Regions from separate parts of the Mus musculus genome. Here region 1 is linked to region 2. A link is a loop called in an ENCODE intact Hi-C map of the cell type or tissue named here. Cell type or tissue: gastrocnemius. All regions are shown on one strand. Each heading gives the region's core, and the rest is flanking DNA. Links, peaks and the distances in the headings are about the cores only. Region 1 holds the start of Gm21057 (predicted gene, 21057). Region 2 holds the start of Arpin (actin-related protein 2/3 complex inhibitor).

The links. Hi-C counts contacts between places; a loop is a spot of excess contacts. Peaks named below come from ENCODE experiments on the same cell type or tissue, not always from the same donor. Only the 100,000 strongest peaks of a DNase experiment are listed, where the experiment ranks them.
Region 1: it touches region 2 in a loop (3-fold over the local background); 11 of 42 quality-filtered maps call a loop at or near these places.

The regions. Positions count from the first base shown.
Region 1 is chr7:80,069,068-80,085,053 of GRCm38, forward strand. Zfp710 (zinc finger protein 710) reads left to right here. Exons shown (of 5, transcript NM_175433.5): 2 at 11,982-13,473. The coding sequence starts at 12,010. It overlaps Gm21057 (predicted gene, 21057), which reads right to left and starts at 6,190. Exons shown (of 3, transcript NR_045695.1): 1 at 6,008-6,190; 2 at 424-591. In gastrocnemius, for the core only: CTCF peaks have their summits at 6,304 and 10,104 (motif pointing right); DNase peaks (open chromatin) are centred at 6,323, 8,922, 9,958 and 12,920; H3K4me3 peaks cover 1,742 bases; H3K27ac peaks cover 6,259 bases.
Region 2 is chr7:79,927,618-79,943,603 of GRCm38, forward strand. Arpin (actin-related protein 2/3 complex inhibitor) reads right to left here and starts at 7,647. Exons shown (of 6, transcript NM_027420.4): 1 at 7,536-7,647; 2 at 4,186-4,261; 3 at 1,956-2,088; 4 at 555-761; 5 at 9-172. The coding sequence starts at 7,627. Gm31966 (a long non-coding RNA gene) reads left to right here and starts at 7,822. Exons shown (of 3, transcript XR_391645.4): 1 at 7,822-8,563; 2 at 9,794-9,847; 3 at 9,957-11,397. In gastrocnemius, for the core only: CTCF peaks have their summits at 7,603 and 7,806; DNase peaks (open chromatin) are centred at 7,109, 7,578 and 8,470; H3K4me3 peaks cover 2,157 bases; H3K27ac peaks cover 2,083 bases.

The DNA.
Region 1 (15,986 bases), core at 5,190-13,189, 140 kb after region 2:
TCTTTATACGAATTCTGGGGATCCAAACTCAGGACCTCGTGCTTGTACAACAAGCCCTTGATAGATCGAACTATCTCCTTAGTAAACCCAGCCCCTTTCTGTGTACTGGAAGCTGAGCTCAGGCCAGGCATTCCCCTGATATAAATAAGATCGTAGACAGCAAAGTTATTTGTCATTTAGGCTACACCCATACCTCGCAATATCAGATTCTGGACACACACAGGAAGAGTCACCACCTGCACTCTCCCCTCCCCCAAATAAGTGCCCCATCCTTCGTGATCCAGATAGAAGAGGAAATGCCCAGTTCCTCTCTGGGCATCCCACATACATCCATCAGCCTGCCTTCCTCCAGGAACCTCCTCCAAGGCCATCTCCTGCTCCTTGCCTGCTTCTGACTTCTGTCTTTTACACATCCCTGCTTACCTTTCTGCAGCCTGTGGCAGCCAGGCTCCCTCAGCCCCTTCCTCTGTTAGCATCTGGTACCTGGAGATCCATCAGCCCGCAGTGCACTTGTCCTAATTACAGGACCCCAGCCTTCTCCTTCACTGAGCCGCCTCGTCCACACGTGCGGTCTCTCCACAGGCTGTGAGGCTGAGGGCAGAATGCATGATCTTGTGACCTTCCACTCCATGCTCAGGATTTCCCCCATCTCCCTGTATGGAAGTGCACTGGGCCCACTGTGTGTGTGTGTGCCTGACTTCTGCCTGTGTGTACTCCAGCTGTCCCTCCCCCTGCAGACCTAAATTACTCTTCTCCTGGCATAAATCCAGACCTGACTCGGGTGTGTGGGTGACTGCAAAATAAATGTTGATTCCAGTGCCGCCTTGGCTTGGAGAGAGGCAGTGCTGTCAGGGGACGTTCAAGGATGGAGGCCCCGGGGAGGAGTCACAAAGGCTTACTGGAGGAGAGGGAGGGGAGGGCTGCAGGCCCGGCCATGCTCCTTGCCTGCCCTCCAACCCCAGCGCTTCTCCGTCGGCAGTTATTCTGAACTCTTTCTTTCTCCACCCTGTGCCTCCAGCCTCTGACAGCCCTTGTGCCAGCTGCATCTATCTTAGTGACAGCTTCCTAATCACCTGTCACCAAGCCTTCCCACCCACCTTCCCATGGTGCACCCCACATCAGTCTCCATCCAGTGGGCTCCAGTTCCACCTCCTGGCTACCCTAGAAAGTAGTGATCATGTCCCATGTTAGAGGTTGGGTGGTCTTTGCTGGTCTTTTACTCATTTCCTGTCTGATATTTTGCGGTTCCAGTTTGGTGACTCTTAATCTTGCCTCTAAGAAGCTGTGAGGTCCCTGCTATTGAAGATCTTTGTGACCTGCCGGCACCCATGTGGCCCTTAGCATAGGCATGGGTGAAAGCAATGGTTCCCATCCCTGAGGCTTCCCTGCACACAAGCCTCAACTGCAGGCTTCAGCACTTTCTCACTGCTTTCATTTAAAAGCATAGGCCTGAGATTAGACCTGGCCACCGCTGAACCTAGGGGGCTCAGCCAGGTCACTCAACTCCTCTCTGCCTCTTCCCTCCCTCCCTCCCTCCCTCCCTCCCTCCCTCCCTCCCTCCCTCCCTCCCTCCCTCCCTCCAGGGAGGCCAGCTCTTCCCAGGTCTCTTTCTTCTCTTTTTGCTTTTCCTTTCCTTTCCTATCCTGACTTTTGGGTTTTTTTTGGAGACCAGGTCTTGTTGCAGAGCCCTGGCTGCCTGGAACTTGTAGCTCAGGCTAGCCTTGAGCTTGCAGCAAGTGGTCCTCTTGCTCCAACTTCCCAGGAGTGCTGGGATGGCAGGTGTGCACCACAATGCCCGCTTGTAGAAGGGGTTTTGTCACCAGAGTCCCATTCTCTACATCCATGATCTCAGAAGGTAAACATCTGGCCTCTGTCTGTGGTAGCTTCCTTCCCTGGCACCATCCTGGTTACAGACGAGGACTCACCCACAGGAGCTTGAGCCTCTTGCCAGAAGATGCACAGCTCAGCTCTCCTGTTTACCTGCAGAGGGAGGCCCTGGCTTCCTCTGGGCCCCTGTCACTTGTGGCATCCTGGAGAGAACCTTGTCAGCTACACTGGCAGGACAGAACACTTGGGAGCCCAGGAACCAGAGGCTGAAATCCCTGCCACCTCCCCACCACACAGTGTTCCTCAGCTACTGCCAGGTCTCTCATAGCCTTTGGGCCCCTTCATTCTACTCCACGACACCAGGGGACTTTTTGGGGGGGGGGGGTGTTCAAGACAGGGTTTCTCTGTATAGCCCTGGCTGTCCTGGAACTCACTCTGTAGACCGGGGTGGCCTCGAACTCAGAAATCCGCCTGCCTCTGCCTTCTGAGTGCTGGGATTAAAGGCCTGTGCCACCACGCCCAGCTCCAGGGGGCTTGATACCATGTCTACTGACCTCTCTATGCTGTGTCGCTCTGAGACCCTGGGGCCGGCGGCATAATCGGCTTGCTTGCTTTTCTGTGGTAAATCTGTTCCTGGACTTGCTTCTGATCACTGTAGATTAAACACAGCAGTGCAGTGTCCTGGAGGAGGCTAGGCTGGGGCTGCTGTGTCCTAGAGTGCAGGGAACGGGGTCTAGTTAATAGGCCCAAGCCTGTGTGCCCTCAGTTTGTCTATCTGTAAGGAAAACCCCAGCTCGGTCTGTGGGAGCTGGAAGGACCCTGGGAAGAAGCCCTTGACCCTGCCTTCCTCCCAGGAAAAGAACCCAAGGCGTCTCGCATGCCAGGCCAGCGCTCCACTACTAGGCCACATCCCTAAAACAAGTGGATCTTGAAGAATTGGTGATTTCCACCTCTTTGTCACCTGTTTGTAGGGAAGAGCGCTGAGACCATTGAGGACCCAGTTCTTAAGTCAGAGTGCGCTGGGGACAGGCCCTCAGGGCTGTTGGATGATTGGGCTAGGGCTTCCCTGAGAACAGTGAATTCCTACCTTGGGCAGCATCATGGGGGATTCTGGGCCTTGCTCTGTCTCCAGGGTACTTCAGGCTACTCTAGGGGGCCTCTTCCAGCAAGCCCCACCCCCAACTGTGTGCTTTCTTCTTTCCACTGCTGAAACCAAAGGAGAATTCTCAAGGCAGGCAGAGAAGTTCCCTTGGGGGGCTCCTTTCCTCCTTGCAGTCCTGGGGCCTTGACCTTTGGCTCAAGGGAAAGGTGGCTGGGACCGAACCAGAGAGCCAAATGGACTAGAGTTTCTTTTTCCCTTTCTTTTCTTGTTTTTATTTTTAAGCAAGAGATAAATAGAGGTCACTCTGAGATGACAAGAGAACATGGGGAGAGATAAAAGAGAGCAAATGGGAGCAGGCCAGAAGCAATGGACATGGGGGAGAGCTGGACTCTACCCTGCGATGGTGGGAGAGATGAAAGAGGAGAAAGAGATGAGATGGGAACGCAAGACCGAGTGGCAGAGCGGAGCGGAGGATGGGGTTGCCATGGAAACAGAAGAGGGGAGGAATGGAGGGAGGAGAAGACAGGATGGAGAAGGCAGGGACTCTGCAGAGGAGGGGCAGGACAGGAGGCTAGATGAAGAGGAAGGGAAGCCATGAGAGGTCCCGGTAGGCTAGCAAAGGAGGGGAAATGTGACCCTGAAATCTGTCCTGTCTGGACTTGAGTGGGGAAACTCTGGGGAGCCTGCTTCACCCTGCCCACAGGGACTGCCTTAGATTCTGAATCTGTAGGTTGGAAATGCTGTTCCCCCACTCCCAGAGAAGCTCACATGTACTCATCCAAGGGCCCGACAAAGTTCAAAGCCAGCCAGAGTCATCTGTGGTTCTTTTCTTTGCCCCTTGCACTTGTGAACCAAAGTTTTGTTTTTCCCTGTTACATTATTAAGCTGGGAGTCTTGGGGGCCAGCACAGACAGCATCCTTGTTGAGGAGACCATAGGTGTGCTCTTTTGCTTCTAGAATTAGAGAAACGACAAGAAGCCTTCCAGATACAGGACGCCTGCTGTCCCTTCCCCAGGGAAGAGGAGCTGGTCCTGCCACTCAGGGAAAGGGCGGCTAGGCTGGGGTTGTCTATGTGGCCACTTTCTGAGCTCTGCTCCACAGCCGCCTCTTCTTCCTTGAGCCTCTGTTCTCACAAGGTGCTGCTGGGGTAGCCACACGGGCCAGGTATCCACACCTGGAAATTGGCATCTAACAGATCTCAGATACAAAGCCAGTATTTGTCCTGATAAAAAGATCAATAACAAGTTCTTAAAAATTATGATAAAGTCCAAGAAGGAAGAAGGGTTTGGGTTGTTTTGTTTGTTGTTTGAGACATAGTTTCAATGTGTACCTGGAGTCGCAGTGGAACCCAAGTGCTGCCCTCCAGCTCCCAGTGCCATGTTTGTAGCACCACACCTGGCTGGGAAATGTCTCAGAAAAGGATTAAACTTGGACTTGCTGAGGACTTAGAGGGTGGGACCTCGGCAGGTGGGGCAGCACAAGGAAGATTTCCTGCAGATGCGATGCATGAACTAAACGCAAAAGGTTGAGGAACGAGAAAGAGTGTTCTTGGCATGTGCAAAAGTCACTTGCAGGCAAGGATCTGAGACAGAGAAGGGGAGCCGTGCACGGTGAAGGGCCTCACAGGCACAGCAGTCCAGACGGGCTCACGGGCCCATTGATTGCAGACGCAATGGAAAGTGACTGGGCTCCAGATCAGGGCCAACCCTGCCCTACCCCCAACCCCTCTAGTTTAGCATTTGAGGGCAAGGAACAGCTGTCTTGGCAGACTTCTTAGGTTCCAAACACTCCACAAGACGGTTGACTGGTGAGACCCTTGCTCTGTCTACTGCCCTTACAACCCTCCAGGGTGGACAGCAATGCCCTGCCCACAATCCTGGGGCAGGAGAGTTATGTTTAGTATGTGGGAGAAAAGTGTACTAGGACTTAAACCCCAGATCAGTTCTTGTAGTGTGGCGCAGGGGCCTTAGGGACCCCAAAATTCCACCCTGCAGTGAAGACCCTAAAACCAGGCAAAATGGTTCAAAGAAAGGATCTCTACCAAAGGCTATGGTGAGGTGCATGTCCAGCATTTGCGGTAAAGAAAAAGGTCCTCTGTTCACTGGGGCTGTGTGCTGTCTGGTGGAAGACAGCCTGTAGTTTCCAGGGTTCTAGTGACTTGAGAGCAGAGCCATGTATTGCTGAGCATCAAGGGGTCCTTAGCTTCTCTCTCTCTCTCTCTCTCTCTCTCTCTCAATGCCTTGGATCCCCTGGAACTGAAGTTACAGACAGTTGCGAGCCATCTTGAGGTGTTGGGAATGAAGGGTCCTTGGAAGAGCAGCTGCTACTGTTACCCGCTGAGCCATCGCCAGCCCCCATTCATTCTTTCTTGACGTCTGGGTAACGCTCCATCCTGACAGAGAAGTTAGTATGGGCAGAGGCCCCTGTCAGGAACCATCAAGCGGGAGAGGGGCTGAGGGCCGGCAGGAGAACTAAGGCCAGCCTTGGGCAGCAGGCTGAGGCATCTAGGCCATACCCAGGCCATAGTGGGCATCCAGGCTGGAGACCTGCTACCCATGGCTCCTCCTTTTATGGTCCCAATGGCCTTATTTAAGAGGAGGAGGAAGAGGAGGAGGTGGTGGTGGTGGTGGTGGTGGTGCACAGGGCCGGGTGTTGTGTGTGGTACAAACCTGTAATCCTAGCACTCAGTAGGGCTGAGTGAGTAGGGATATGGTGGTTGTCGAGGGAGATAGGAGCTCCTCATGAGAGGTTTGTGCTCAGGAGGATAAGGTGGGATGATCCCTTGAGTCCACAAGTTCGAGACCAGTCTTGGTAAGACATTGTCCAGACAGAGCAGGGGCTAATATATATCAGACCTTTATGTACTCTGGCCCAGCTCCCGTCTAACTTGTGGAGCTGAACCTCTGGAAAGGGGAAGCTGGGGAGGAGAGACTACAGTAGCTAAGTTTCCGCTGGGCCTCCATGCTGTGGGTGGCCCATGGCTGACAGAAGCGAGACTGTGGCAAGGAACCGAGGGTTTGCACAAGCTTTGGGCTTTCACTTCCTCTTCTCTGAGGAGGATAGATAGGATCACCTTACCTTTGGGTCTGCTGTGTGAACAACAGGAGGAAGCCAAGGGGGAGGTTTTGCTACCAGGTGAATCCCCAGGAGTGTTTCTTCAGCTGTGTGCCAGGAACTTGCTTCTCTTTCAGGCTACCTGGACTGCCCCACCCTGGGGCCTGCCTCTCCTCCCAGTATCACAGCTGACGCCAGAGCCATATTTTGGAGGTCTGAACTGCCAAACCCTGACTCCTCCCTCTTGTTCCCTGAGAGCCTGTCCCTCCCACAAGAGGCTGCCCCTCCTGCCCTCACAGATCTCAGGCCCCACCTGCTGTCTACACTGGCAGCAGTCGGGAGGTGCTTGGTACATGTGTGTCAGTTCAGTTGGTTCCACTGGAGAAGTGGAGCCCAAGCCTGAGTAGCCTCTTGACTCACGGCCAAGAAGAAGGAGCCCAAGTGCAAACTGGGCCTCCTGGTATCAGCCCTGGTTACTGCTCAGGTAGCACCGGGGACTGAGTCCTCTTGAGCCCTCAGGAAAATAGTCACCAGGTTAAGTCGCTTGTAGTTAGTGGGCACAAGAGGCCTGCAGAGCACCCCTGACTTTGGTTGGTTTTTTTGTTTGTTTGTTTGTTTGTTTGGTAATCACTGTGTGACTAGGCTGGTCTTGAACTCAGAGTGCTGGGATTAAAGGCTTGGGAAACTACCTCCTGGCCAAGCCTTCTTATCCTTAAGCAGGGGTAAGGGGGGGGGGGGGTCTCCGTTGAAGACAGGAACTGTAATAAGGGAAGGCTCTGTAATGAGGGGACCCTGTGTGGCAGGCAGATAAGATGTGGCAGGCACATAGGATATGGGCTGTAGGTTTTCATAATAACCCTGAGATTCCAAGCAGGCCTTCTTGTCTGTTTTATAGTGGGGTCAGTGAGACCCCAAAGTATCGGGTATCAGGTGACTTGCCCATGGTCCCTGAGCTTGTGTCAGCCCTCTGGAGCTGTAGGACGGAGACAAAGCATTTTTGGAGTAACAGTGAAAAGCCTGGGGCCCTTTTTGGGATGGAGAAGCCTACTGCTGGGTCTCAAAGGGGAGACTTTGCTCCCTCCCCAGGATCAGGCCTGACCCTCTGGCCCAGAGGTGATGCTGAGCCCTGGGAAATAGGGCAGCCCTGGGCTTCTGTGTCTCCCTGGGTCCCCTCCCCCTCTGGGCCTTTGTTTCTTGTCCTCCACAGCTTCTTTCTCTTTCTCTCCCTCCCCCTCGCTCTCACTCCTCTTCTACCCCCTCCCTCCCCTCCCCTCCCCCTCCTCCCTCCCTCTTCCCTCTCCCTTTCTTCTTTCCCTTAGCCCACTCCCTGCATTACAGCACTCTGGCAGCTACTCTTTATCCTTGCCTTTAACATTTACTTTCTCCACACCCTGGGGAGAGGAGAGGCAGGATGAGAAGTGGGAGGAGCTTTGCAGAGGTACCACACTAATGGATGCCCCATCATTAGCCACACAGTTTGGAAGAGCACGGGGCCCTTCAAGCTCCTTTCTTTCTCTTGGACACCTTCAGGTTTTGGTTGGGTCCACAGCACAAGTGATAAAGAAAGGCCTTGCCTTGAGAAGGCAGGTGCCATAGGGGGCCCCTGGGGCCCTGCAGCACCCCTGTGCCACAAGTGATGCAGTCCCCTGTGGACTCTTCTGCCTTGAGCAGTCAGGGCCAGGGCATCAGACAGAAGGGCTGTAGCCCATGAGGAGGAGCCAGGGGACTCAGGGACAAGTAAGCCAAAAGACTGGTCCAAAAGGATGAAAAGGACACTGTACTAGAGGCCACCTCCCCCATACTTATCTCTGTACATCAGACAGAGAGGCAGAGTGGCAAGTCACTTAGAATCTGTCCTTCTCTCTGTCAACAGAGCCCCTTCTGCACACACATAACACACACTTGGGCAGACACAATACATACTCACGCATGCACAGCCTACATAGCTACCCCAAGAGACCAGACCACAAATACACAGGGCTCAGCCCCTGCCACCGGGTTGCAGGCTTCTGCTGGCCCCAGGTACCCTTGGGCAGCTCCTGCACTATGCTATGATGTGGCCTCCAGATTTGGCAGCTTTGGAATTGGAGTCCCCCTGGGTGCTAGTGATGCCTGGTGCGACCCAGCTCTGCCCTGCTAATTAAGAACTCCTGTCACCATTCCTTGGCTGTGGAGTCAGGTTGCTTTAGGGTTAAATGAGGCCTGGAGCCCCCAGTAATGATAAGCTTCTGCCATGTCTGTGGCTATGATTGACAATTCTTAGGCCCCCACCCTTGGCCCTCAAAGAGTACTGACTGAGTAAGAGCCCTTTGCCAGCCAGAACAGACAACAGTCAAAACCACCTATTCCTGGCGGATGGTTAGGCCCAGGTGGCCTGGGATATATAGACTTGGTTTATATCCTGTATGTGACACGAAGGAGTGGCTCCTTGCTGGAGGGGACCCCAGTTTGTATAGTTAATTGCAGGACTTTTCTTGCAGTCAGGAAACAGACCCCGCTCATGGTCTCCCCTCAAGCAGGGTTGGCCAGAGATCAGTGGTCACCCTCTGTCTGCATGTGAATTAGGCCCTGTGCATCATTTTCTTGGGGTTATGGGAGGGTGGGGGGTGTAGCAACTGGGCTTCTGAGGAAAGCCACACTGTCTTGTCCTGTGTGTTCCAAGTCAGAAAGCCTCCCTAAGAGTGGGAATGGAGAAACTGAACTCTGAGACACAGTGGGACAGACTTAGCGCTGACCTTAGCACTCAACCCCGATTCTTGTTATTGTTACTCGTTGTTTGTTTGTTTGTTTGTTTGTTTTATCTGCTCAAAACTCAGTATGTAGCTGAGGATGACTTTGAACTCCTGAACTTAGTCCACCTTCCAAGCGCTGGAACTACAGGCGTGGGCTGTCACACCCAGCTTCCAGTGCCAAGTTCCAAGCACAGGCCCTGCCCGTGATTGGCTGGCCCTGCCATCCCCCTGGGTCCTGACTTGTGGGAAGTCTAAAAATTTTGCTGAGTGTATTGTTTGCTCAAAGCCACTGTATACACTCGGGGCTGCTGTCTGGTGCTGTGTCTGGGACGGGCTGGTGTGGCAGACCGTGGCATTCTCTCCATTGTATTTAGGAAAGCCACCTCTGGCTAGTGGGTTCCGTGGGGACAGAGTCCCTCACCTTCCCTATGCACTAGACCTTCTACCCAGCTGGGATTTAGCAATTTTTTAAAAAAATTTATTATATGTAAGTACATTGTCGCTGTCTTCAGACACTCCAGAAGACGGAGTCAGATTTCGTTACAGATGGTTGTGAGCCACCATGTGGTTGCTGGGATTTGAACTTCGGACCTTCGGAAGAGCAGTTGGGTGCTCTTACCCACTGAGCCATCTCACCAGCCCCGCAATTTTTTTTTTTTTAATGAGTTCTTAATTCTTGACAGCTATCCTTGCAATCACCAAAGCTTTGCTGAATTTGGGGCCCAAGGATGAAAAGTTTTTCCAGCCCTGAGACTGTCTTCTTTCTGGGGATCTAGGATGATAAAGCTCTGTCCATCTTTGCTCTCACTCAGGGCTTTGTAATTAACTAAGATCCTTGTCCTGCCTGCAGCACGTTCTTGGGGGTCCCATGCCCTTCCTTGTGAGCTTTCATCCTTGTTCAGATGGAGAAACTAAGGCATAGGAGTGACCTTTTAGTAACCAATTACAAGTGACTGAAGTGGGCAGCCCTAGTCAAGTGAAGCTGGCCGAGGCGAGGGTGAGCAGAAGTGAGTTTAGCCACCTGCACAGTTCCAGATGGATCCGGACGCTCCCGGCAGGACTCCCATGTGACCCCTTCCACCAGAGCCCTGCTCTGAGCTTAACAGTTTAATCTTCCGTGTCTGTTGCAAGGAGGCCGGATTCCTGTCTGGGGTATTTTTAGCTTCCTCAGGAAGAGGAAGCTCCTGTGCTGGGGGGAGGGCAGCGTCAGGCCTGGACTGATTTCCTGAGGAAGGGCTGTCCGCTGGCCATGTGCCGGACGCTGGCCCTAGGAGTGAGGCAGGCCAGAGCCACCCCACGAGTGTCCTTCCTCTTTCTGGAGTGTGTCAGGAACTGAGCCAAGGCAGGGCGTGGGGACGTGAATATCTGAAGCCCAGGAGGAGGCACCCACAGCACAGGCATGCTGTTGGTGTGCTGTAGTCCTGGGGAAGCTGGCACGGGCACGGGAGTGGGCAGAGGCCAGGAAGCTGGTGGCAGAGCACCCAAGCAATGCTGGGGAAGGGCACCTTGTTCAAGGCTGGGGCTTGCACTGCTTGGGAAGCCAGGGGAAAGGCGGACACTTTTGCTGATTTGACAACTGGTCAGGGTCCATTGATTATCTGAAACTGTTAGATAAGAGAACCCAGCCATGAGCCTGGGATCCAGGTTTTTTGTTTGTTTGTTTTAAATTTATTTTATGTATATGGGTACACTGTAGCTATACAGATGGTTGTGAGCCTTCATGTGGTTGTTGGGAATTGAATTTAGGACCTCTGCTTAAGTGTACTGTAGCTGTCTTCAGAAGAGGGCATCAGATCTCATTACAAATGGTTGTGAGCCACCATGTGGTTGCTGGGATTTGAACTCAGGACCTTCGGAAGAGCAGTCAGCGCTCTTACTGGCTGAACCATCTCACCAGCCCCTGGGATCCAGACTCACGTCGGACAGTGGTCTCACAAGCCACAGCTCCAGTGTCATCCAAAGCTATCTTTTTATCAGTATATTTGGATATATATGCATATGGCATTTAGTTAATTAGGAAAAACAGTGTCTTGTATGATAGACCGTTTAGCATCAGGGCTGACCGGTGGCAGCCCATGTTTGAAGCCAGTCTCAGAGCCTAATTTATTTTTGCATGTTCTATTGTTTTTACTCTCTCTATATATTTTTAAATCCCCATTCATGCAGCCACACTATCACTGATGGTAATGATTGTTTAACACCTCACGGTGCATTCCCAGGGTCTGTGCAAAATTAATTACTCTGGCAGCACCGCCAGTGGGACTCTTGGCATGTTAGAAATGTGGCACGTTATATTTTGAGTAGGTGGGTTTTTTTTAATCAGTTCTTAAAATAATGGAGTAATTAATTTTGAAAACAGAAGGGCTGGGGCTCAGTGGAAGAGTGCTTGCTTAGCTCAAAGCCCTGGGTCCAATCCCCAGCTCTGCAAAAGAGAAAAATAAAAGGCTGTTCAACTTCATTCATAAATCACCCGGCATGGAGGCACATATCTGACTGTAAATGCAGCGTTCAGGAGGCTAAGGCTGTAGGATAGCAAATTCCAGGCTAGCCTCAGCTACATTCTGAGATCCTGTTTTGTTTTGTTTTTTGAAAAAAGAGTGGAGTCATATTTGCGCATTTTGAAACAGATTTCTGAGGGCACAGTGAAGACCCTGTAAGACCCAGTTTAAGAACCACTGGGCGTAGATTAGGGAGATAGCTCTGTCGGACAGTGCTTGCTGTACAGACCTGAGGACGGGACGGGCAGATAAACCTCAACCCCAGAGCTGGAAGGCAGAGTCAGTCAGGAGGATCCAGGTACAATTAGAGACCCTATCTTTAAAAAAGCCCGACATTGACCTTCACGCAGGCCTGCACATGGGCATTTGTGCACTTACCGAACCCCTGGGCAGATGGATGTGGTGGCCCATGTTTGTAATTCTAGCATGGGGGCTTAGGCAAGAGGATAATGAGTTCTAGACCGCCTACAACTACGTAGTGAGACCCTGTCTCAAAGAAAAAGACTCACAGATGAAATCCACCCTCCTTCCTGTTTTACAGATAGAAAGACTTAGGCAAGCAGGAGGTGGGTCTCACCCAGAGCCTCTCAGAGAGATGGAGAAGATGGCTAGATACATAGAGGTGGTCATTGCTCCTCATATTACAAGCATATCCTGTTCTCAAGGCCAAGGCCATACACACCCCAAATTATCTAGACCCTTGTCTGATGAGTCTGGTGCCCCCTAGGCATGGGATTAGCAGTATTAACGGTCCCTTTTCTCTTACAGAAATGCCCTCGTAGCCAGACGCCACGGGATGGAGGGCTTCATGGACTCAGGGACACAGACCGACGCTGTGGTGGTGCTGTCCTTGGCTCAGGCGGCTGTGCTGGGCCTGGTCTCAGAAAATGAGCTCTTCGGAGCCACCATAAGTGCTGAGGCCTTCTATCCAGACCTAGGGCCAGAATTGACTGGGACAGCCATGGGGGAGCCAGGACCGCCAGGGCCGGACATCTATCAGCTGGCCTGTAATGGACGAGCCCTGGAAGAGCCCCCGGAAGAGGAGGTGCTGGAGGTAGAGGCGGCCTTTGAGAAGCACACGCGGAGGAAGACACGGCCCCCTGTGAGGCTGGTACCCAAGGTCAAGTTTGAGAAGGCAGAAGAGGAAGAGGAACAGGAGGTGTATGAGGTGTCTGTGCCTGGTGATGACAAAGACCCGGGCCCTGCAGAGGCCCCAGCCGAGGTGGCCAGCAGCGGCTGCGAGGCCCTGGTGCAGAGCAGTGCCGTCAAGATGATCGACCTCAGCGCCTTCAGCCGCAAGCCCCGGACACTCCGGCACTTGCCGAGAACTCCAAGGCCAGAGCTGGACATGGCCCCATTCGATCCTCCTTTCCCAGATCCAGCCCGGGATGGCTTCCCCGAGCCCAGCATGGCACTACCTGGACCAGAGACTTTGCCCACTGAATGTAGTTTTGAGCCGCCCCACCTGGCCCCATTGAGCAATCCTGAGCCTCCCAACATGACATCGACGACAGAACTCGTCAAACCAGAGCAGGGCTTCGTGTGGCAGGAGTCCAGCGAGTTCGAGGCTGACACGGCGGGTTCCACAGTGGAGCGCCACAAGAAGGCACAGCTGGACCGGCTGGACATCAATGTGCAGATCGATGACTCCTACCTAGTGGAGGCGGGTGACCGCCAGAAACGCTGGCAGTGTCGCATGTGCGAGAAGTCCTACACATCTAAGTATAACCTCGTGACGCACATCCTGGGCCACAACGGCATCAAGCCACACTCGTGTCCCCACTGCAGCAAGCTCTTCAAGCAGCCTAGCCACCTGCAGACGCACCTGCTGACACACCAGGGCACGAGGCCCCACAAGTGCCAGGTGTGCCACAAGGCCTTCACTCAGACCAGCCACCTCAAACGCCACATGCTGCTGCACTCGGAGGTGAAGCCCTACAGCTGTCACTTCTGTGGCCGCGGCTTCGCCTACCCTAGCGAGCTCAAGGCCCATGAGGTGAAGCACGAGAGTGGCCGCTGCCATGTCTGTGTCGAATGCGGCCTAGACTTCTCCACCCTGACCCAGCTCAAGCGCCACCTGGCCTCCCACCAGGGCCCCACCCTCTACCAGTGCCTTGAGTGTGACAAGTCCTTCCACTACCGCAGCCAGCTACAAAACCACATGCTCAAGCATCAGAATGTGCGGCCCTTCGTGTGCACTGAGTGTGGCATGGAGTTCAGCCAGATCCATCACCTCAAGCAGCACTCTCTCACCCACAAGGTAAGGCTGCCAGCCTCCGCCATGGCACTTTCTTTCCAATGCCCTCCAAAGCCCTGATGGGATCCTTTAGGTGTGGTACACAGGTAGTTTTTGTTTGTTTGTTTGTTTGTTTGTTTTAAGATTTATTTTTATTTTATGTGTGTGAGTATGCACTGCAGTGTGTGCCTGGTCCCCTTGGAGGCCAGAAGAGGGCCCCAGATCCCCTGGAAATGGAGTCACAGATGGTTATAGCCTGCCACGTGAGTGCTTATGTTCTTTAGAGTGTTTTTGAGGCCTGGGGAGAGATGGTTTCCAGTGTAAAGTGCTTGTGTAAACATGAGGACCTGCGTTCAGGTTCCCAGCACACCTCACCTGTAAAAGATGGGTGTGTGGGCGAGCAGACCCCCACCCCCATGGGGAGAGGACACAGGTGGCTCCTGTTGGTTCACTAGCCAGATGACAAAGACAAAGTTCAGGAAGGTTTGGAGAATAAGGAGGAGAAACAATTGAGAAAGACAGCCCCTGGTCTCCGGACAATTGCACCCTCACACACATGTACACAAGCATACACCAGAGAGAGGTGTATCATATATGATTATGAGAGGGATAGATGGGGCTGGGGAAAGCTGGCAAGATGATTTCGCAGGTAAAGGCACTTGCTGCCAGGCCTGAGAAACTTGAGTGTGTTCTTTGGGACCCATGTGGTGAGGGAGAGCCAACTCCCATTAGTTGCCACTTGAGACAGATAGACAGACAGACACACACACAGAAAACACACACACAATATACAACCATAAAAGACGGGGCCATGTATGCATGAGGGCCTGAGGTCAGTCACCCATACCTGTGTAAGCAGCTAGGCATGCTGGCATGCATTTATAATCCCACTGCAGGGGAAGGAGGCAGGTCCTGGGAGGGTTCCAGCCTCATCAGTGAGCCACAGGCTCCCATGGAACAGCCCATGAGGAACAACACCTGAGGCTGACCTGGCCTCCACACATACATGTGCACATATGTGCACTTGCACACACATGGTCACACATGCACACAAAGAGGAAAGCGGGCTGGAGAGATGGCTCAGCGGTTGAGAGCACTTTGCTGTTCTTGTAGTGGCCCCAGGTCTGGTTCTCTGCTTCCACATACAGCACCTCACAGCTTCCGAGAACTCCAGTTCCAGGGGGATCCAATACCCTCTCACGATCTCTGCTTGCACCAGCACACACATGATGTACAGACATCCTCACAGCTAACACATGCACATAAAATGAATATGTATATCTTAAAAGTATACCGGATGAAAAACGTTTACCTGACAAAAGTACTTTGTGAAGACACTTGGGCAGCCGCGTTCTCATACACCAGGTAGCTAGACCCAACCTTCATCCAACTTCCTCTTCCTCCTGGTGCCAGGTCACGAGTTCTCTTCCCCTCACCTTTCAGCCATCACCACCTCCCTCCCCGAAGAGGCCCTTCTACCCAGGAAGGTGGAATGGAGCCTCTTAGACCTAACCATCCATCCTAGCAGTTGGCTGACCCACAGATTCCTTCAAATTTAACCTTTCAAGGCTGTGAGTGGTGACCTATGAGACACCTATAGTGTCACAGTAGACACTACAGTGAGCCTACCAGGCCAGGATCCCAAACTTCTCCAGCCTAGACTTCTCCAGAACTTTTCTGCTAGCGCAGGGACCATTGGCAAGGCTGACCTGTCAGTTGTCTTGGCTGCTAAATGTATAATGTTAAGAAAGATTAAGATGAGCCAGGCGTGGTGGCGCACGCCTTTGATCCCAGCACTTGAGAGGCAGAGGCAGGCGGATTTCTGAGTTTGAGGCCAACCTGGTCTACAGAGTGAGTTCCAGGACAGCCAGGGCTATATAGAGAAACCCTGTCTCGAAAAACCAAAAAAAAAAGATGCTGTACCTGGGCTCATCAGTAAAACTGTGTAATTGATTATTAGTGTCTGCAAAGCTAGGAGTGAGGGATGATCAGTAGCTGTGTGTTCAAGATCTCTACCATACTAAAGTGCCAAGAGACCCTAAAGGTACCTGTGTACCCCGTGCACATCTGTGCTTACAGCTCTTGAATGGCGCCCCCTGGTGGTTATGTGGCCCACTCTGTCACAAGGATAAAGAGGATGTATAACAAGAAAGAGCGCCTGGCTGCTAAGAGAAGATACGGGGCCTGTTAAAGTATCATAAATACCCTGGGTTCAGTCACCAGTACACACGCACAAAAACACATAATGCAGGCATGTTATATATTAAGTAGTTGAGACAGCAGCTGTGACCACAGATGTGCATCTGTCCCAGTGAGGTGCTCTTCAGCAGAACAGTGAGCGACCAGCTGTGACCCCGCCTTCCCTCCCAGCATCACCTGTGCCCACAGCAACCCTATTCCTGTGCTGAGTGAGTGCCGAGCCATAAACAGTCAGGCAGCAGTCCCGACCAGACAGTTTACTGTGATAAGAATCAGCTGGGAGATCTATTCTGCCTCCATCTCCTGAGTGCAGGATTAAAGGTGTGTGCCACCACCGC
Region 2 (15,986 bases), core at 4,575-12,574:
TCACCTACCCATTCCTCGTCCTCTGCCCCGTCTCCTTGCTCTCGGATCTCTGCTGTGTTCCTCTCTGAAGACTTCTGGGCCATGATATTGTCTGTCCAGGAAGCTCCCGTCTTTCCATCACCAGCAAAATTACACTTGGTCACTGTCCCCAGCTCCAGTTTGGCTAAGGAATCTGAAAGAAGAGAAATTCAATGGCCTTTCTCCTGGTAGATTAGTCAGCGTACGGCCCTTCATTCTAAGTCCTCTAAGTCTGGGTTGTTCTCTGGTGTGACCACTAAGGTTCTTGGTGGGACTCCCACACCATTAGAGAGTAAGGGTCAGCCACAGGAAGTAAGGAGTTAGATGATACCCTGGGATATAGTGGATCTATATCCAACTGCCCCAGAGCAGTTGGCCACAGATTTGGGAGTAAATCTCAAAATCACAGGTCATGTCCCATGGGAGACCCCACCTGGCCTTCTCCCATTACTCTAAGCAAAAGAAGGGGAGCCTCTGAAAGGTGGCCAGGGGCCCCAGAGGCTATTGGAACAGGCAAAGCGAGTCATACTGCTCACCTATGAAGGGACCATCACCCCGAGTTTTTAATCGCACTCCAGTCCCCAGTTCGAGTTCCATGACCTCCATCTCTGACTCAGGCATCCAGAATGCCACCGCCTGGTCTGGGGTGAGGCTCTCTGTCAATTCCAGCAGCTGGGGCTTGTTTACCAGGCTCTTCAGCGCCTCCAGGGTGAGCCGGTCTGTGTCGCCCTTGGCCTCCACCTCTGTAGAGCATATGGTGCAGGAGGGTTAGTGTTCCCGGAGGAGAAACATTCTCTGAGGATCTTCAGGAGCTGGTGAGGACATCTGTCTTGCTAGGGCTCATCAGAGAATCCCACAGCAGAGGCGTCATTGCCTGGACTCTGGAACCAGGCTACCTGGAGTAAATCTAGATTCTGGCACAATCTAGGACAAGAGATCTTTCTCTTTGTCCTTGGAGAATGAGGATAAAAATGGTGTGCAATACAGATGAAAAAAAGAAAAAGAAAAGAAGAGAAAAAGCAAGCTGAGCATTTAGCACAGTGTCTGGCTTCCAGCCACTCTCAGCAGGGGTCTCTGCTTTCGTTATTCCCATTTCAGTGGTGAGAGAAACCAAGACTTAGCTGGGGCAGCATTCAAACACCCACTGCCTTCCCACTGAGACTCTGTTCTAGATCCAGCAGCCAGCCTGTGGTCAGCACCCTCTACTGGCCTACTCCAGGCTAGCCCTGGCAACTCCCAGGAGCTCAGGGAGGAAGTCAAGTGGTAAGCCTGCAGGTGGTGGGGCTTACCAAGACATAGCCATCCATAAGGTTGCTGAAAGCTTACATGAATACCACTGCGCCCAGCACAGTGTTCCCAGGGCTTGTCTGACTTCCTGCTGTGGAAGTCACATAAACCCTTTCTTCTTTAAAGTTGGTTTGTCAGGCATTTTGTCGTAGCAACAAGAAAAGTAACTAATATGCTTCACAGATAGACTGAGAGCCAAAAAGCAAACATCCAGTAGGAGAACCGAGAGAGACTGCTGGGACCTGGCCTGCTCCCCGCACAGTGATAGTCGGAGCCGGAAGCCAAGCCTGGGAATGATTCTGCCAGACTTCAGGAGATGGAAGCCATTAGGAATGCCAGCCTGCAGCCTGGTCTACAGAGTGAGTTCCAGGACAGCCAGGGCTATACAGAGAAACCCTGTCTCGAAAAACCAAAAAAAAAAAAAAAAAAAAAAAAGGAGGAATGCCAGCCTGGCTCCCAGGGCTAAGATGGGACACTGGGGAATTCTGAGGGCCTCGAGGGAAGAAATCCAACAAGGGATGCTCAAGCCAGAAACATCGTCAAAGCCAAGTTATGCTAAGAATCCACTGTCAAGGACCTCAGGAGACAAACAAGTCAGTCTAACAGCCTCTTGGAAGGCTGTTAGAAAAGGAAGAGCCCAGGATACCTACTGTAAGATGACATGAGGAAGCCTGTGTTCACCTTCCTGGTGGCACTGAAGTTGGGCTCAATTTCATTTCCCTTGGGGTCAAACTTACGCCTGTGGATACAGCTGGGCTGGATATACAGCACATAGTAGCGCTCCTGGATGAGGCAAAGAAAGGGTGAGGGGACTCCTTCACTCCCTACCCAAATCCCAGCATACCCAAAACACATAGCCCAGGCTCTCCCTGCAGCCTCTGCCCATCTCACCCTCGGCTCCAGAATCCCATCCCTGGCGCTACCCTGCTGCATAGGCTGGACAGATGCCTCGTTTAAATACTTGTTCATTTTACCCATCTTTATACTTACTAGAGTCACATAGAGCATGCTACAAAAGCCATAGCAGGACAACAAAAGGCCCGACTCCAAGGCTTCCACACAGCCAATGGCCTGTGACTTTAATCCAAGTACCAAGGTCCCTACAGGCCACAAGGCAGGATTGAAGTTGCCAGCAAGCCTCAGAAAGGCCATGACCTCAAGGAGGGCAGTCACCTTGCTACTCCCACAGACACAGCAGTGGGCAAATCACTCCAAGCTCTGTATGCCTCAGTTTCACCTTTCTTGGAATAGCATGACATGTCCTTTCAGGGACATTACAAGGAACCAGTGACAAAATGGAAGAGGACATGGCTTCTGCCGTATGTATCGTTGAGAGTTAAGGGCACAAGAGACACATTTGGAAAGGGTCTAGGTGAACACCTGCCTGCACCAGGCCAGCTGAGGCAGACCAGCTTGGTACAGCTCTCCTGGGCAGGCTGGGTGGAGACTCCAGATCGCTGTGTCCCCCTACAACTTGCAATCTAAAGAGCAGAGAGTTGTGGCAAGATCTCTGGGCATGAAAACGACCAGCCAGTAGCATGACTACTCTCATGGAGTATAACACAAATGCATATACTGAAGCATGATGGTGCACACCTATAATCCCAGCAGAGGGAGGAGGAGCTCTTAAGGTCAAGGCCAGCCTGCTCTAGAAGTGGTGTTCCAGGACAGCCAGGGCTACATAGAGAAACCCCTGTCTCAGATCTCAGATAGATAGATACATAGATAGATACATATATAGATACATAGATAGATAGACAGACAGATAGATGGATGGATAGATAGATAGATAGATAGATAGATAGATAGATAGATAGATACATAGATAGATAGATACATAGATACATAGATACATAGATACATAGATACATAGATACATAGATAGATAGATACATAGATAGATAGATAGATAGATAGATAGATAGATAGATACATAGATAGATAGATACATAGATAGATACATAGATACATAGATAGATAGATACATAGATAGATAGATAGATAGATAGATAGATAGATAGATAGATAGATACATACATAGATAGATAGATAGATAGATAGATAGATAGATAGATAGATAGATAGATAGATAGATAGATACATAGATAGATAGATACATAGATACATAGATACATAGATAGATAGATACATACATAGATAGATAGATAGATAGATAGATAGATAGATAGATAGATAGATAGATAGATAGATACATAGATAGATAGATAGATAGATAGATAGATAGATAGATAGATAGATACATAGATAGATACATAGATAGATACATAGATAGATACATAGATAGATACATAGATACATAGATACATAGATACATAGACAGACAGACGGACAAGGCTGAATGAAGAATCCGGCCTCAGCCCACCTTGGGAGGGCCTGATGCTAAGCTGAGATTTAGAGACCAAGGACCCAGGAGACAGTGTGGTCAGCGCTAGAAGAGGCTGTCTGAAAGGACCCAGAAGGGATGTGGGCTGGTACAGGTTGACCGCTGTGAGTGCCCATGGACACCTGGACTGTGTGGGCTAGGAACACATCCTGAAGAGGCTGTGAAGCACAGACAGAAGGTTGTACAGGAGCGGCTACCCCGGATGTCAACATGAGCTCTGTATATTCAGGCTAGACTGGGTTTGGGGGCCTGTCTGTCTTTTCAGTCGTAGCAGAGGTTCTTCTTGCAAGAACCATGTAGTCCCTCTCATCTGTCTGCTACCCACTGCAAGGCTCTGTAAGTCCCCCTTTTACCAGTCCTGCTTGGCTGTAGCAATCTGTTCTGTGACCTCAGTAACGGATCTTAACCCAGCACAAGGAGATATCATGTGGGTGAGGGAGGAGACCCTGGGAGGGCCAACCAGGATACGGCCTCACCTTCCTGCCATGGGCATCCAAGATGCTGTGCCGAGATACATCCACGAGCTCCCCCTCCAGCAAGATGCCATTTCCCCTGGGGATGAGAAAGGATGCTCATTGTGAGTCCTCAAGAAAGCCACCCTCGGATTCAACGGCCTGGGTGAGAATCTGCGCTGAGACAGAAACAAGTCTTACCCCTGTCTCCTTGTCACCTGTCTCTGAGAAGGCCTGGAAAAAGGAACCACACTCTGCTTCCACCATCATTCCTCTATTGCTTCAAAGAACCTTCCCAAGAGAAGGTTCTATGCCAAGGCCAAGAGATGCCTCCCTACCACCACAGATACCTCAGAAATCATTATGACCAACCCCTCAGGATTCTCACCCACAAAGGAGGAGCAAACAGCTGCCTCGCTGTGTTCCTCTGGTGCTGGGCTAGCCTGAGGTCATGAACGCAAAGGTAAGTGTAAACTATGAAGCACTGACTAAACGTAAAGCATTTTTTTACAGCTGGGTTTGACAACGCACATCTGTAACCCCTGCACTAGGAAAGGAGGATTGCTCTGAGCTCAAGCCTAGCCTGGGTGACACTGTGAGTTCAAGCCAAGCCTTTAATACATAGCAAAAATGCTGTAAATAAATAAATGGTCCTACACTTTTAGTTAAGCAAATTTGGGAGTGTTGAGGCCTGTTCCTTTTAACATAACTATAACCATTTTGTATTCAGTCTCCGTTTTGCTCTTAAGGTGAAATTAAGTTCAGATTCCTAGACTCTTATTTCTCAGAAGTAATTATCCATAGCTGACACTAAAGAATGTTACTAATAAGCCAAAAAGTTCAGGCTGAATCATTTGTCCTCTGTTATCTCAATGTTCTGAAATTCCCCTGTTCACCACCTGTCCACCACCCTCTCACCTCACTCAGGACCAATCAGCTTAAAGGCTGACTGATAATAGTTTGTCATGTTAGCCAAAAATGTTGTACCATGCCGGGCAGTGGTGGCGCACACCTTTAATCCCAGCACTCGGGAGACAGAGGCAGGCGAATTTCTGAGTTCGAGACCAGCCTGGTCTACAAAGTGAGTTCCAGGACAGCCAGGGCTACACAGAGAAACCCTGTCTAAAAAAAAAAAAAAAAAAATGTTGTACCACTTCACTGCTTGCCTTCAAACTTTTGTTTGTTTGTTTGTTTGTTTGTTTGTTTGTTTTTCGAGACAGGGTTTCTAGACTGTGTAGTCCTGGCTGTCCTGGAACTCACTCTGTAGACCAGGATGACCTCAAACTCAAAAATCCTCCTGCCTCTGCCTCCTGAGTGCTGGGATTAAAGGCATGCGCCACCACTGCCCGGCTTGCCTTAAAACTTTTGAACCTGTTTTTTCCTATAAAAAGCCTGCCCTGAGGACAGACTGGTAGGTTTTTCCTTCCTGTGGACCTGGACGTCCAGTATTATGATGGGTGTTCAATAAACTGTTCTTGCTTAACTAAGGTTGGTGTATGTATGGTTTGAGTGGTAATTCCCAGACCCCAACCTGAGCAAGTGTCTTTGGTACAATAAATCAGGTTTCCTTTTTCATTCCCCCCCCCCTTTTTTTAAGATTTATTTATTTATTATATATAAGTACACTGTTGCTGTCTTCAGACATTCCAGAAGAGGGCATCAGATCTCATCACAGGTGGTTGTGAGCCACCATATGGTTGCTGGGATTTGAACTCAGGACCTTCAGAAGAGCAGTCAGTGCTCTTAACTGCTGAGCCATCTCTCCAGCGCCCCTCTCCCCCTTTTTTTAAAGACAAGATTTCCCTATGTATCTCTAGCTGTCCTGGAACTCACTAAGTAAACCAAACTGCTTTGAACTCAGAGACCAACCTGCCTCTGCCTTCCAAGTACTGGGATTAAGGTTGTGAGCCACCACACCTGGGTGCTTTTATTATTTTTTATTTATGTGGAAGTATGTGTGACTGTGTGAGTATAAGCATGTATACTGGTGTGTACTGGTGCCTGTGGAGTCCAGAGAAGGAACCAAATCCCCAACAGCTGGACTTACAAGCAGTTTTGAGTCCCCTGCTGCGGGTGCCAAGAATGGAACCCAGGTCCTCTGGTGAGACGTGGCTTTGCCCACTTTAAAGAACCTCCATGCTCCTGTTCCCATTCATACCTACATGGTCATCAAGGAGATGGCTATTGTCACCAGACAGCTGGAAATTAGAGACTCTGAGATGTGGGAATTAGCCCAAAATCACGGCATCCCACACAGAGTGGAACCAGAACCAGAACTGGCTCCTTATCATTCTATAAAAGGGGAACCTGGGACCTGGGGACCTGGGGACTTTCCACTTTGAAACCATTAACCTGGGGAAAAGGGTGGGTCTAAGAAGACAGACTGTGGAAGAGGGCTGGGTCAGGATTCCTTGCCTCTAATTACTCTTAAATTATTTCCAAAAATATTTAACTGACAAAGACAGGTTATATCGAAGGCATTTATCAAGAAAACTTGATATGTACACATTGCATAATGACTCACACCACCAAATTTATGTATACATTATATCCTCAGAACTTATTCCCCCTTTGACTGAACCTGCTCCACTGGAGACCTTATGAGTTGGACTTTAGATTCCACTTCCTAGATGACGCGATATTTTGGTTTTCTGGGCCTGGCTTCTTTCATGTAGAATAATTCTTGTTGTTTCTGACTGTAAATGAAATTGTCCATCCTGCTTATTACCCTCCGGATATTCCCACCCTCCCTCTATTGTTCCTGCCACACCACAAACTGGTCACCAGTGATGCAGTGTGACAGATGGCTAGAGTTTAGAGCCCTGGTGTGGGGAAAAGACGGAGGTCAGTGGGAACCCCAGCACCGCCTCTGTAGTTCCATTTGGGAGTCTGGGCATCCCTCCAGTGGATATTCTTGCAGGCGGGAATTTCAAGTTTATCTGTCTTCCCAGCGTGTGTTGGCCAGGGACCTTGGGAAGAGCCAGCTGGATGCCTGGGGTGGTTTTGGCAACCCCAGTTTCTCTCCCCAGTGTCCCCTACACCCCCAACCCCCATCAATCTTTGAGCAGGACTCAGATCTTGAGTTCGACAGAGGCCTCAGGGATGCTCCAGGGAGCCCAGGCCCCAGGGATGCTCCCAGGCCACTACGGCTGGCCATAGTAGGGGCCAGGGCCCCGACTCAGCCAATCCTGGCAGTTCCCTTGCCCAGTCCACATCTGGCTAACAATGTGGGAAGGGGAGGGAAGCACAGCCCACCTCTGGCCAGTAGCGGAGTCCCTGGCCCGGTGGACAGAGTACAACCCACCCCTGGTCAGCCGCGGAAGAAAGTGCAACCCATCTCTGGCCAGCAACCGGATGGACAGAGCACATCCTACCCTTGGTGGGTGGCAGGGTCCCAGGTTCCCGGCAGGCGCGCGCTCTGCACGGCCTTGTTGCGGAGGGCGCTATCCTGGTAGATGCGGCTCATTTTCCCCACGCCGAGGCCCTGTGGCTCCAGGAAGCAACCGGCGCGTAGGGCGGGGCACCTCGGGGACAGGAGCTTGGAGGTCGCTGCAGCACCAGCTTCCCGGGTTAACAGATCCGGGAAGCTAGTCCGAGGCGTTCCCAGTTGGGACTTAAAGGGGCCGAGCCTCATTCCTGACAGCCAGACCTCGTGCAGTAACAGGGGGCTTTTGGAATGACCACTGTCCTTCATGTCCTTATAGACTAAGACAGAAAGATCGAGAGTTCGGTCCCCATCTGTACTATACAGAGATTCTGTCTCAAAACACATCAATATACAAAAAAGCGGCCTTGAAGCTTAGGAAAGTAGATCTTTCTTGGGATCTGTTCTGGTAGGACATTTTCTCAGGGAGCAGGAAGGGAGAAGACGGGACAGCAACGAGGAACCACAGAGCGGTCTCCATGGACTCTGCCCTTTTGGACCTCCCCGTGGTTCCGCAATGGCTTAGGGGAGTTCCCAGAATGTGTGACGGAGTAGGGATAGGTCAGATCTGCAGCAAGGGAAACCTCAATCTCTGCAATCCCAGCAAGTTCCTCAACCTTTAATGAGCCTACGCTTCTTGCTCAGCAAAAATAGAAAGAAACGTGTCTAATGGTTTGTAAAGATAGAACTCTCCCTCTCCTAGTCTCGTGGACATAGCATTCATTACTTTGTCTCACACTTCTCAAGGATTCGGATGGATCGATCGCTTCTCTAGCCCCACAGTGCCCTTTGCTCCAGAGTGTCTGCAAGCCTTTTATTCTCAGCCTGCACCCGGGAATCTCCTCCGACCCGGAAATCATTGGGAAATCGTCTTGTTTTATTGGCTCCTTTGTGCCAAATTCTGGCGCAGGTGGCCACATTCTGTTGTGCCAGGTGTGCCCCTGCCTCAGCCACAATGAAGATACCCGAGAGTCCAGGGTGAGTTGTTAGCTTTGGAAGGAGCTCTCTCTCCCACATAGTATCACCACAGAATGGTCTCAGACACTTTATTTTTAAGGGTCCTTCCTCTTTTAACAAAATATAAATATTTTTAAGACATTATTTTATGTATCTCAGGCTGGCTTTGAACTCGCTATGTAGCCAAGGATAACTTCAAACCCCTTTCTCCTTACAATACTTCCCCAAGAACCAGGATTACAGGTGTGGGCCACCCACTGCACCTGGATTATTTGGTACTGGGGGTTCAATCCAGGACTTTATGAACGTTAGGCAAACAGTCTTCTCAAGCCACATCCTCAGCTCCAAAAATATAGTTTTGTGGATCCCTAAAAATGTAACAGACCCTAGACAGGATGTCTGTGACTAGTCAACCCCAGCCTATGTTGGACCTGTCAGGCAGCTCTGTAATTCCCAGAAAGAAGGACAACAATCCTCTGGGGAGGACTGTCCTCTGTGTCCTCTGGCAAGTCCTAGGCTCATAGGCACCTGACTCCTCTGCCTCCTTCCTCTTCTGTCCCTTTCCTGGGTCACTGCCCCTTCGCACAGGCTCTAAATGTGCAATGCCCTCTGTGGACGCTATACGTAGCTACTTAAATTGTATTTTAACAGTGCCGAAAATAGAACCCAGGGTGTTTGTGAACACCAGACAAGTGTTCAACCAGGGAGCTGCATACCCAGTCTAAACCATAGATGATAGAATCTAAATAATATAGAAAAAGGGCTTCTCCTTTGCTGGTCACAGGGCTCCACGCCTGTAATCCCAGTGCTTACAAGCTTGAACTATATAGTGGGTACCAGGCTAGCAGGGCTACATTGTGAGAGTCTGCCTCAAAATTCCCAAACAATAATAAAAGTAAATTTGCACATTAAAATTCACTTCCTCAGCCACTAGTCATGTATGGGGTGGGGGTGGGGGAGTTATTTGTTTGTGTTGATGGTGGTTTCTAGGTTTTGTTTGTTTGTTTGTTTGTTTTGTTTTTTGATTGGTTGGTTGGTTGGTTTTGCTGTTCTTGTTGTTGTCTTTTGTTTGGAGACAAGGTCTCACTAAATAGCCTTGGCCAGCCTGGAACTTACTATGTAGACCAGGCTGGCCTGGAACTCATAGAGATTCACCTTCCTCTGCCCCTCGAGTGTTGGGATTAAAAGTGTGTGCCACCAGGCCGGGCAGTTTGTCACATTTTAAAATAAAGACCATTATTTCTTTTTCAGCCAGGATTCTTCTTCTGCCCATCACCTTTCCAGGTGATGAGAGAGTGAGACCAGGTGAGTCTGACGAGGGTCGATGGAGCTGACAGCATGGGCTCTCTCTATTCTTGTCTACCAAAGCTGTCATCAGTCACCTCCTGTACTTGTGCCCATTTATCTGCTGCAGGACACAAAGCAAATGACACCAAGGAGCAAAGCAGAGATCACAAGGAAAAAGAAAAAGATCATAGCAGAGAAATGTCCTCCAATTCTGGTACTGAGCCTCTGTGAGGAACTGACAAAGAACAGTGTAAGAAAGGAGAAAGGTGAAAGGTGAGCAGGGTGTGGTGGCACATGCCTGTGATTCCAGACTTAGAAGGCTGAGGCCAGGGCATTACTACAGTTTCAAAGCCAGCCTGGGGTACCTAGCGAGCCTCTGGATAGCCTGGGCTACAGAGTGAGGTCATATTTTAAGAAAGGACAACAGGAACTGAAGAGATGGCTCAGTGACTCCAAGCACTGGCTGTTCATCCAGACGGCCCAGGTTTGATCCCCAGAACTCACACTGAAGCTCACAGCCATCTCTAATTTCAATTCCAGGGACCTGACTCTCTTTTCTGACCTCTATGGGTACAAGGCATGTATATGGTGCACAGACATACATGTAAAAACGAACAAATCTTTTTTTTTAACTTACAAAAATAAAAAGGTAGCTCATGTGTAGAAATTTCTTCTAGTCAGCAGGCAGGTAAAATCATGAATGAAAGATTTGTTTTGCATTAACCCTCGTCAAAAATTGAAATTCTCTCAGGAGTGTTTTTTTTTTTCTAAAGCAATGCATGTAATTACAACACACCAATATGGACTCCTCCCCCCCCCCACCCCCCATGCCTTCCCTGAAGAAAATAGACTTTGTCAAGGTCTATTTGGAGACGAACATACAGGAGCACATTCATGCGTCGGGTCACAGCTTAGCATATCTGACAGGTCTCATACTGACGGTGTGTCTGGTGGTTCCAGAAGAAGTAGCGTGCTAAATTGCCACCAGTGCAGTGAAATAGACTGAAGAAAACACACATGCACACCCCGGAGCATCGGAGAGAAAACAAAGGACGCACTGGAGAGGGAGAGCGAACCTAACATGAAATAAGATGCCAGAAGGAGGGCCAGACCCATCCATCAACGGGCCATCAATAAATGCAAATGGGAAAGCCTGCTCTGGAAAGAAAATCTATCATATGCCTTGGATCAGGCAACGCTTAATGTCACTTCGATGTCTCTCAGCCTCAGGTTCCTCCAGGCCCGTCCCACTCTCTACAGTGACAAATTGATTTCACAAAAAAACAATGAAGCCCATCTCAACCTGTGGCCGTTGCACCACACTTTTCTCTTGAGATGGTCCCTGGAAGGAAACCCTCAGAAGAGGATATAGAACTGGATTGCTTCCTGTTCTGATGCTATCAGGAACAATAGTCCTCGTGGTGAGTAATAGCCCTTGGTATGAAATGGCATCAAAATGTCTAAGGCTTTAGCTAAGCATACAACCCAGCTACTGAAGAGGCTCAGGCAGTGAGATGGTTGGAATGAAAATGACCCCCTCCAGGCAGTGGTGGTACACACCTTTAATCCCAGCACTCGGGAGGCAGAGGCAGGCAGATTTCTGAGTTCGAGGCCAGCCTGGTCTACAAAGTGAGTTCCAGGACAGTCAGGACTACACAGAGAGACCCTGTCTCAAAAATAATAAAAAAACAAAAAACAAAAACAAAAAGAAAAGAAAAGAAAAAAAAAAAAGAAGATGACCCCCATAGGCTCATAGGGAGTGACATTTTTTGAAAGGATTAGGACTGTAGCCTCCTTGGAGGATGGAGGAGGTGTGGCCTTACAGAGGAAAGTGTGTCACTGGGGGTGGACTTTGAGGCTTCAGAAGCTCAAGCCAGGCCCCTGTGGCCTACTCTCTTCCTGCTGCCTATAGATCCAGATGTGGAACTCTCAGCCACCATGTACACCTGTGTGCCACCAAGTTCCCCACCATGATGATAATGGACTGAACCTCTGAACTCTAAGCCAGACCCAATGAAATCCTTTTCTTTTATAAGAATTGCCGAGGTCATGGTGTCTCTTCACAGCAATACAACATTGACTGAGCCAGGCAGGAAGATTGGTTGAGGCCAGGAGCTTAAGGTCAGCCTGAGCAATATGATGAGACCCTGTACTGTGTGACTTTTTCCTAGAGAGACACCAATGTCAGGCCAAAAAAAGATTCTGTCCAAGCCTAACTTGGTGAATCTGTGAATGTATTGGAATTGCTTATAGGAGTGTGGATGACTCAAAATAACTGCATCTCTGAAAAGCCCACTCCAGCATGGGTGACACTGTGTCCCTGGAGTGTCCTGTCCAGTTTGCAGTCAGCTCCACCAGAGAGTCTCCTCTCCCTTAGCAATTGCTTACTGATTAGATACACTTGCAAAGGAGCCTTGGGAAACCTGTAACTTTCCTGGCTTCCTGAGCCTTATAAATTTCATTAGCTTCTTGTCTGTCAGGAGCTGTCTTCTTGTTCCAGAGGGAAAATATGAATCAGAGAAAATGGTTTTACAATACTGTCTCTAAAATAATAACTAAAGGCCAAGTGTGCTCCCCAACACCCATAATCTCAGCACTTAGAAGCCTGAGGCAGGAGGATTGCCCTGAGCTCAAGATCAGCCTGACATAATGGTGAGTACCATGCCAGCCAGAGATATATCTTTGTTGTTGTTGTTGTTGTTGTGGGTTTTTTATTTTATTTTGTTTTGTTTTGTTTTCCAGGACAGAGTTTCTCTGTGTAGCTAGCCCTGGCTGTCCTGGTACTTGCTCTATATAGACTAGGCTGGCCTCGAACTCACAGAGATCTACCTGAATTTGCCTTCCAAATGCTAGGATTGAAGGTGAACCCCCAGCACTTGGTGCCTGCTCTACAGGCACTTTATCTACCACTTGAGCTACATTGCTAGCTCATAAACCAGCTTTTAGTATCAATATAGAACCTTGGGAATGGGGAGAGAAAAGAAGAAGAAAAGGAAGAAGAAAGTGACATTCGCAGTGTAGCTAACAGCCAGTGTTGGTGTCTGGAAGCCTTGAGGAGAGTCAGGTCAGCATCTGGTGGTAAGGGACACAAAGCTGCCAAAGGAGCAGCCTTTCTAGAACTATCACACTCGAGAGTATGATAAAGGGCAGCTCTACCCCCCTACTCTCCACCTCCCACTGACACGGGGGCTGGAGGCATTGGGTGGCCAAGCCCAAATCCTAGAATGTGAAGACCAGTGTGAACTTTCAGAGTTTCTCTGACACCATCTTGGGGAAGTGGTTCTGATGAGTGCTACAGTGGATTTACTCTGTAAGACCTAAGAGGTCTCCCCCACCGGCCTCATTCAGGAGGATCTAGAAGCCTTAAAGTCTGTCATATCTCTCTGAGATAGCCTTTGTGGCGGATGAGGATATTTGCTGTCATGGAATGAGGCATCTGGACCAGGATGCCAAGCCCTAGCAGAGCTTGACGCCTGCTGGGCTAGGCAGACAGAATCACCTATGGCTGTAAGGATGTCATAGGCAGCTAGGTACACTGGAAAACATAGCCAGGCAAGATGGTGTACTTTGTGAGCCCAGCAAGACTTGAAAGTCATCCCCAACTAGTTTTGAACTTTGAACTCAATAGTGAGTTAAAAGCCAGCTTGGGATTCATGGGATACTGTGCATGAGAGAGATGGGGGGTGGGGGAGGGGAGTGGGAAGAGGGGAAGGGGAGAGGGGAGAGAACAAAACAACCAAAATCTTTATAGCTAAGGGGATAAAACTGATGTGCCACTAAAAGGAGACGCTATGGGGCTGGCAAAATAGTTGAGTGTTAAGCCCTTGCTACTATTCCAGAGGACCAGAGTTCAGTTCCCAGAACCCATGTAGGGCAGCTCATAACTACCTGTAACTCTGGCTCCACAGAATCTGATTCCCTCTTCTGGCCCTGATACCTGCACACAGGTGGTTTTTACTCACACAGACTCATACATGTAGATAAAAATCAATATGCTAAAAATATTCTAATTTTCAGTTATGTGTAATGTGTTTATCTGTGAGTGTGGACAGTGCCAACAGAGGCCAAAAGGGGGTTCTAATTCCCTGGAGCTGGAGTTATGGAGACCTGCAATGCCAGCCATCTCTCTCTGTCTCTCTCTCTGTCTCTCTCTCTGTCTCTCTCTCTCTCTGTCTCTCTCTCTCTCTCTGTCTCTCCCTCACACACACACACACACACACACACACACACACACACACACCAGTCACAGAGGGCTCATGGAAGCAAACCAGCAAATGGAGCTGGATTTAATTCTTCATCAGTCAGTCCAGTGAGTATCAGAGCAATGGGACCCCCTTAAAGAAAGAAAATAAATGCAAAAGAATTCAGAAGAAAGCACATGTGTTGAGAGAAGAGTCTAATAGTTTAAACATGAATAGCTTTTCTAAACAACAACAAAAAGATTTTTTTGGGTTTGTTTGTTTGTTTTTTCAAGACAGGGTTTCTCTGTATAGCCCTGGCTGTCCTGGAATTCACTTTGTAGACCAGGCTGGCCTCGAACTCAGAAATCCACCTGCCTCTGCCTCTCGAGTGCTGGGATTAAAGGCATGTGCCACCACTCCCGGCTAAAAAAGATTTTAACTTTAACTCTGTGTGTGTGTGTGTGTGTGTGTGTGTGTGTGTGTGTGTGTGTGTGTACAGGCACTCTCAGAGGCCAGAAGACAGCATCAGATTCTCTGAAGATTCAGGCCACTCTGAGCCACCTGATATGGATGCTGGGAACCAAACTTCAGTTTTCTGCAAGAGCAGTGCACTAACCACTGAACCATCTCTCCAAAGGAGGTTTGCTTTGTTAGTTGTTTGGCCTTTTCAAGACCAAGCTTCTAGCCCTCTCTGGCCTCAAACTCTGTAGAGTTGAGCATGACCTTGAACTTCTGATCCTCCTGCCTCTACCTCCTCAGCACTTAATGTCCAGGAATATGTTGGCATTCCTGCTTGATGGAGCACTGAAGATCAAACCCAGACCTTCAGACCTGCCAGGAGGGGCTCTACCACTAAGTCAGATTCTTAGCCCTTATTTTATGTTTGTTTGTATTGTTTTGTCTTCTGCTTTTTGATTTGTTGTTGTGTTATGTTGTGTTGTGTTTAGATGGGATCTAGCTTTCTTGGTTGTTTTTATACTTAACTACATAGCAGAGGCTAGCCTTGAATTTGTAGAAATCCCCTGTCTCAACTTCCCATATACAGTGATTATACATGTCCCCTCAATTTGTGCTCTGTGTGTGTGTGTGTGTGTGTGTGTGTGTGTGTGTGTACACCATTGTATGCTCTTATGAATATCCCTCTGTAGGAGGCCAAATAACAACATCAAGTGTTCTGCTGTGTCGTTCTCTCTGCTTTATTCCCTTGAGCCTTGAGACAGTCTCTTGCTAAGCCTGGGGCCAAGCTAGTACCCAGCAAGTGAGCCCCAATGATCACATTCACACACATGTACACACAAGTACACATACACACACATACACAGAGAGAGAGAGAGAGAGAAAAAGAGAGGGGAGAGAGAGAGAGTTACATACTGCCACACCCAACTTTTTACATGGGTGCTTGGGATTTGAACTCAAGTCCTCTTGCTTATACAATAAGTGCTGTTATCTGCTGAGGTATCTCTCCAACCCCTAGTCTGTGCATCTTTAACTATGAATGAAGTTGAAACTCTTTCTTTCATAAGAGCAGGTCCCAGATATTAGCTTCAAACTCATTATGTAGCTGAAGATGACTTTAATTTCTGATTGTCTTAGTTAGGATTTTACTGCTGTGAAGAGACACCATGGCCAAGGCAACTCTTATAAAGGCAAGCATTTAATTGGGGCTGCCTTACAGTTTCAGAGGTTTAGTCCTAATGGGGCATGGGGGAAGGGGGTAGGAGGGAACATAGCAATATTCAGGCAGACATGGTTCTAGAGGAGGGGAAAGTTCTATATCTTTATCTAAGGCAGCCAGAGGAGGCTAAAATCCACACTAGGCACAGCTTGAGTATAGGAAACTTCAAATCCAGCCCCACAGTGACACACTTTTTTCAAAAAGGCCACACCTCCTAATAGTGCCCCTCCCAAGCATCAAACACAGGAGTCTATGCAAGCCACACCTTTCAAAGCACTTCATTGATAATTCTCTCTTCTCC